2 separate regions of the Homo sapiens genome follow, and region 1 is linked to region 2. A link is an interaction called in ENCODE POLR2A ChIA-PET data of the cell type or tissue named here. Cell type or tissue: OCI-LY7. All regions are shown on one strand.

The links. Peaks named below come from ENCODE experiments on the same cell type or tissue, not always from the same donor. Only the 100,000 strongest peaks of a DNase experiment are listed, where the experiment ranks them.
Region 1: POLR2A ChIA-PET joins it to region 2 with 6 read pairs; 2 of 35 experiments call an interaction of 5 or more read pairs at or near these places.

Annotation. Positions count from the first base shown.
Region 1 is chr14:21,403,458-21,405,957 of GRCh38, forward strand. It overlaps CHD8 (chromodomain helicase DNA binding protein 8), which reads right to left. Exons shown (of 38, transcript NM_001170629.2): 15 at 2,264-2,407; 16 at 1,752-2,007; 17 at 1-206. Among named protein-coding and RNA genes, the nearest start is that of SNORD8, 7.3 kb to the left of the region's middle. In OCI-LY7, no CTCF peak of the experiment used is centred here; no DNase peak of the experiment used is centred here.
Region 2 is chr14:21,273,940-21,276,439 of GRCh38, forward strand. No RefSeq gene overlaps it. Among named protein-coding and RNA genes, the nearest start is that of RPGRIP1, 4.9 kb to the right of the region's middle. In OCI-LY7, no CTCF peak of the experiment used is centred here; no DNase peak of the experiment used is centred here; H3K27ac peaks cover 378 bases.

The DNA of each region.
Region 1 (2,500 bases), 130 kb after region 2:
CTGGATTAAATAATCCTCTAGGATGTCTAGGCAGCGCACCATCTGAGAGAAGATCAGAACTTTATGGCCACCAGCTTTAAGCTTTGGAAGCAACTTGTCAATAAGAACCAGTTTGCCGGCTGAACGAACCATGGCCTGCAGGTGAAAGTCATGAGGTATAATATGGCAAGCTTCACGGAATTCTGTTAGGATTTTTTCTTCAGCACCTGCCAAAAGAAAAATCAAATTATGTTGAGATCCAGTGAACCATATTAAGGTTGTAGTCTATTTAACTAAGAAAGCAAAAGGAAAAAAATGTAATTTGACTTAAGACCAACATTTCTCACACACAGAATTTCAGCACAAAAAAGTCTTAAATCGGCTGGGTACGGTGGCTCATGCCTGTAATCCCAACACTTTGGGAGGCCGAGGCAGGTGGATCACTTGAGGTCAGGAGTTCGAGACCAGTCTGGCCAACATGGTGAAACCCCGTCTCTACTAACAATACAAAAATTAGCCAGGTGTGGTGGCGGAGGCCTGTAGTTCCAGCTACTCAGGAGGCTGAGGCAGGAGAATCGCTTGAATTCGGGAGGTGGTGGTTGCAGTGAGCTGAGATTGCGCCACTGCACTCCAGCCTGGGTGACAGAGCGAGACTCCACCTTAAAAAAAAAAAAAAATCAGCCGGGTTCAGTGGTTCACGCCTGTAATCCCAGCACTTTGGGAGACCGAAGCGGGCAGATCACCTGAGGTCAGAAGTTCGAGACCAGCCTGCCCCATGTGGCGAAACCCTGTCTCTACTAAAAATACAAAAAATTAGCTGGGTGTGGTAGCAGGCGCCTGTAATCCCAGCTACTTGGGAGGCTGAGGCAGGAGAATTGCTTGAACCTGGGAGGCAGAGTTGCAGTGAGCCGAGATTGCACCACTGTACTCCAGCCTGGGCGACAATAGTGAAACTCCATCTTAAAAAAAAAAAAAAAAAAAAAACTTAAATCATCCTCAGATGTGTCATACAAAATACACTAAGTAAGGCAGGCCTATGATAACTGGGTTAAAAAAAGATGTAAATATGTGGACAAGGACTAAGATGGAACACACTATCAGCACCCAAAAGAGACAGAAACAGCAAAATGGAGTGTCGATGAGGACATTTATCCAAGGAACAGAGTAACCTAAGAGTGTTTTTTCTGAGACAGGGCTAGCTTCAAACTCATGGGCTCAACCGATCTTCCTGCCTCAGCCTCCTAAGTAGCTGGGACTACAGGTACATGCCACTGTGTGGCTAATCTGAGTTCTTCTTCATGCAATTCTAAACAGCAAATCCTATTTAATCTTGGAGATTATGTAGGATCAAAGGGGTAGAAAGAACTACAGAAAAACATTCCAAATAAGAATTGTTTTTATTTACTTTATTTGGAGACAGGGTCTCACTCTGTCACCCAGGCTGGAGTGCAGTGGTGTGATCTCGGCTCACTGCAACCTCTGCCTTCTGGGTTCAAGCAATCCTCCAAGCTCAGTCTCCAAAGTAGCTAGAACCACAGATGCCTGCCATCACACCTGGCTAATTTTTGTATTTTTTGTAGAGGTGGGATTTCATCATGTTGCCCAGGCTTAGAGTCTCTTTTTTAAAAGGAGAACCATTTCCCTCCCATTCCTCAGTCCGCACCCCAAATTAGGTTGGTTGAGTCAATGCATCCATTGTCCCCAAGGAGAATCATCCGGAAAGTAAACACAGGTACTACAGAAGTTCAGGTATATACCAAGCATTCCCTCACCATTGATGAGATATGGGTGGTTGCAGCACTTGCGCAACTCCATCATTGTGTTAAGTAGATTAGGCATGTTGGTATGACCTGCCCCTTTGGAAAGGAAGGAGAAATTCTTCTCCAAAATAGCCCGATAGTATTTCTTCTGGATATTAGTCAGCTCTACTTCAATAATTGTTTCCTGTTTGGGTGCCAAGTTTTTTTCAACATCCTCTTTGAGTCTTCTCAGCATCATTGGCTTAAGAATGGCCTGTAGCTTTTGAACCTGTGGTCCATTACAGAGAGAAAAATAAATCAATAAGATGAGGGCGAACATTCTCACATTATGTAGAAACATGGAAAAATTAGAGTTTTCCACTATCTAAGAAATGTATACTTTGGATGATGCCACAAATGATGTAGGCACAAGGTTATAAGGAGTTCAGAAAGGCCCTTGAGATACCCATGACAACAGATGTCTGCCTTGTACAAACTTCACCTTCTTTGTCCTGAGTTAGTACCTCATCAGATAGATTTCCTACCTGTTCCTCTGTCTTGAGATCCCCAAAGTCCTTGAGAAACTCTGATTCTGAGGGAAATTGTGACGGTTCCAAGAAATGAAGCAAGCTAAACAGTTCTTCTACAGTATTTTGCAATGGTGTTCCTGTGAGTAGCACCTTGTGTTCCTAGAAATGGAGGAAACAAAAGAATAAAATTTAAAAACATGAAGGACTTCTGGGGTTTCCTATCAAGTATATAATCTTTAACATATATAACCT
Region 2 (2,500 bases):
ATCCTTGTCCACAAAGCTTTAGAACTGGGAGAGATAGCTGGGCGCGGTGGCTCACACCCATAATCCCAACACTTTGGGAGGCCAAGGCAGGAAGATCACGAGGTCAGGAGACGGAGACCATCCTGGCCAACATGGTGAAACCCCGTCCCTACTAAAAATACAAAAATTAGCTGGATATGGTGGCGCATGCCTGTAATCCCAGCTACTTGGGAGGCTGAGGCACGAGAATCGCTTGAACCTGGGAGGCGGAGGTTGCAGTGAGCCGAGATTGCACCACTGCACTCCAGCCTGGCAACAGAGTGGAAAAAAAAAAAAAAAAGAAGGAAAGATAAAGTCTGGATTATGACATCCATTCGTGGTTTTGAAATCAAGTAATATTTGCTTCTAAGTATTATTGACTACCCTTATATTAAATATTAATAGTAAAAATAAAAATTTACTGAGCAGATACCATGTGTAAAGCACTTTTCTAAGTGTTTCACATGAATTAGCTCATTTGATAATTTTATTATCCCCATTTTAAAGATGTAGAAATGAAAGCACAGAAAGGTTAAGTAATTTGCCTAAGGTCACACAACTAGTTTTTGGTGGTGCAAGATTCTGACACTATAGCTAGACACTCGGAAGCCTGTAATCCCAGCTACTCAGGAGGCTGAGGCAGGAGGATCCCTGGAGACCAGGATTTAGCTACCAGCAGCAAGACCGTGTCTCAAAAAGAGAAAAAAAAAAGATTCTAATGCTAGGAGGTCTAGTTCTAGAGGATATGCAAATAACCATTACACTATTATTAATAATGTAATGTATGCCAAGGTGGGAAAATCCTACCCATTCACTCAACAATACTTGTTAAACGTACTATGTAATTAGCTGATGCCACAAGAGCATAGAAGTAAACAAAACAGACATGGCCCTGCCCTTCAGAACAGAATCAAATATTAAATGGATAATTACTCAATTAATTGTTTATACTAAATTGTGAGTGCTACTGAAAATAAGTAAGAAGGTGCTATGAGACCTATATAATAGAGACTTCAAGCCCCTTCAGAAGATATTTGAAAATAAGTGACTTTATTTTAAAAACATCCTCCAGCTTGGGCAACATCTCTTAAATTTTTTTTTTTTTTTTTTTTGAGACAGAGTATCGCTCAGTCGCCAGGCTGGAGTGCAGTGGCACGATCTCGGCTCACTGCAGCTTCCACCTCCCAGGTTCAAGCGATTCTCCTGCCTCAGCCTCCCAAGTAGCTGGGACTATAGGCTTGTGCCATCATGCCCAGCTAATTTTTGTATTTTTAGTAGAGATGGGGTTTCACCATGTTGGCCAAGCGGTCTCAAACTCCTGACCTCGTGGTATGCCCACCTCGGCCTCCCAAAGTGCTGGGGTTATAGGCGTGAGCCACCACGCCCGGCCAAAATATTTTTTTTTAATGAAAAATAGTGGGGCATGGTAGTGGGTGCCTGTAGTCGCAGCCACTCAGGAGGCTGAGGCAGGAGAATCCCTTGACCCCCGGAGTTCCTGGCAGTATGCTATGATTGTGTCTGTGAGCAGCCACTGCACTCCAGCCTGAACAACATAGTGAGACCTCATTTCTGAAAAAAGGAACATATAAACTTCTAATTTCTTTCTTGTTTCTTCAATTTCTCTTTTCACTTTCTACTTAATGTTTTTCTCCTACTTTTCCTTTGTCTTCTTTGTTCCTCTGCTAATTTTCATCTCAGCAGTGACCTAAATCTGGCTTCCTGTAGGTTAAGCCTTCTTTAACGTATTTGCCATCTGTTCTCATTCTGGCTCTGAAGCACAGGATTTTATCCTCTGGTAATTTTTCATTAAGCTAATCTTTGTACAACTTACAAAATGCTTTTTTAGTTGACAAAGGTCACATTTCATTGTCAGTGCTTATTTTACTATTATGGTACAAACTGAGCTCTTGAGCAAATCTAGATGGCATAAAAATACTATGTGAACTATCTGGCCCACATTTTCAAATATAAAATTTATGCAGGGTCTTTTCCTTTTTTTTTTTTTTTTTTTTTTTTTTGAGAGGGAGTCTCCCTCTGTAGCCCAGGCTGGAGTGCAGAGGTGCGATCTGGGCTCACTGCAGCCTCCCTCTCCCAGGTTCAAGTGATTCTCCTGCCTCAGCCTCCAGATGCTGGAAATACAGGAGTGCGCCACCACGCTCAGCTAATTTTTGTTTTGTTTTTTTTTGAGATGGAGTCTCGCTCTGTCGCCCAGGCTGGAGTGCAGTGGCGCGATCTCGGCTCACTGCAAGCTCCACCACCCAGGTTCACGCCATTCTCCTGCCTCAGCCTCCCGAGTAGCTGGGACTACAGGCGCCTGCCACCGCGCCCGGCTAATTTTTTGTATTTTTAGTAGAGACGGGGTTTCACGGTGTTAGCCAGGATGGTCTGGATCTCCTGACCTTGTGATCCACCCGTCTCGGCCTCCCAAAGTGCTGGGATTACAGGCGTGAGCCACCGCGCCTGGCCTGTATTTTCAGTAGAG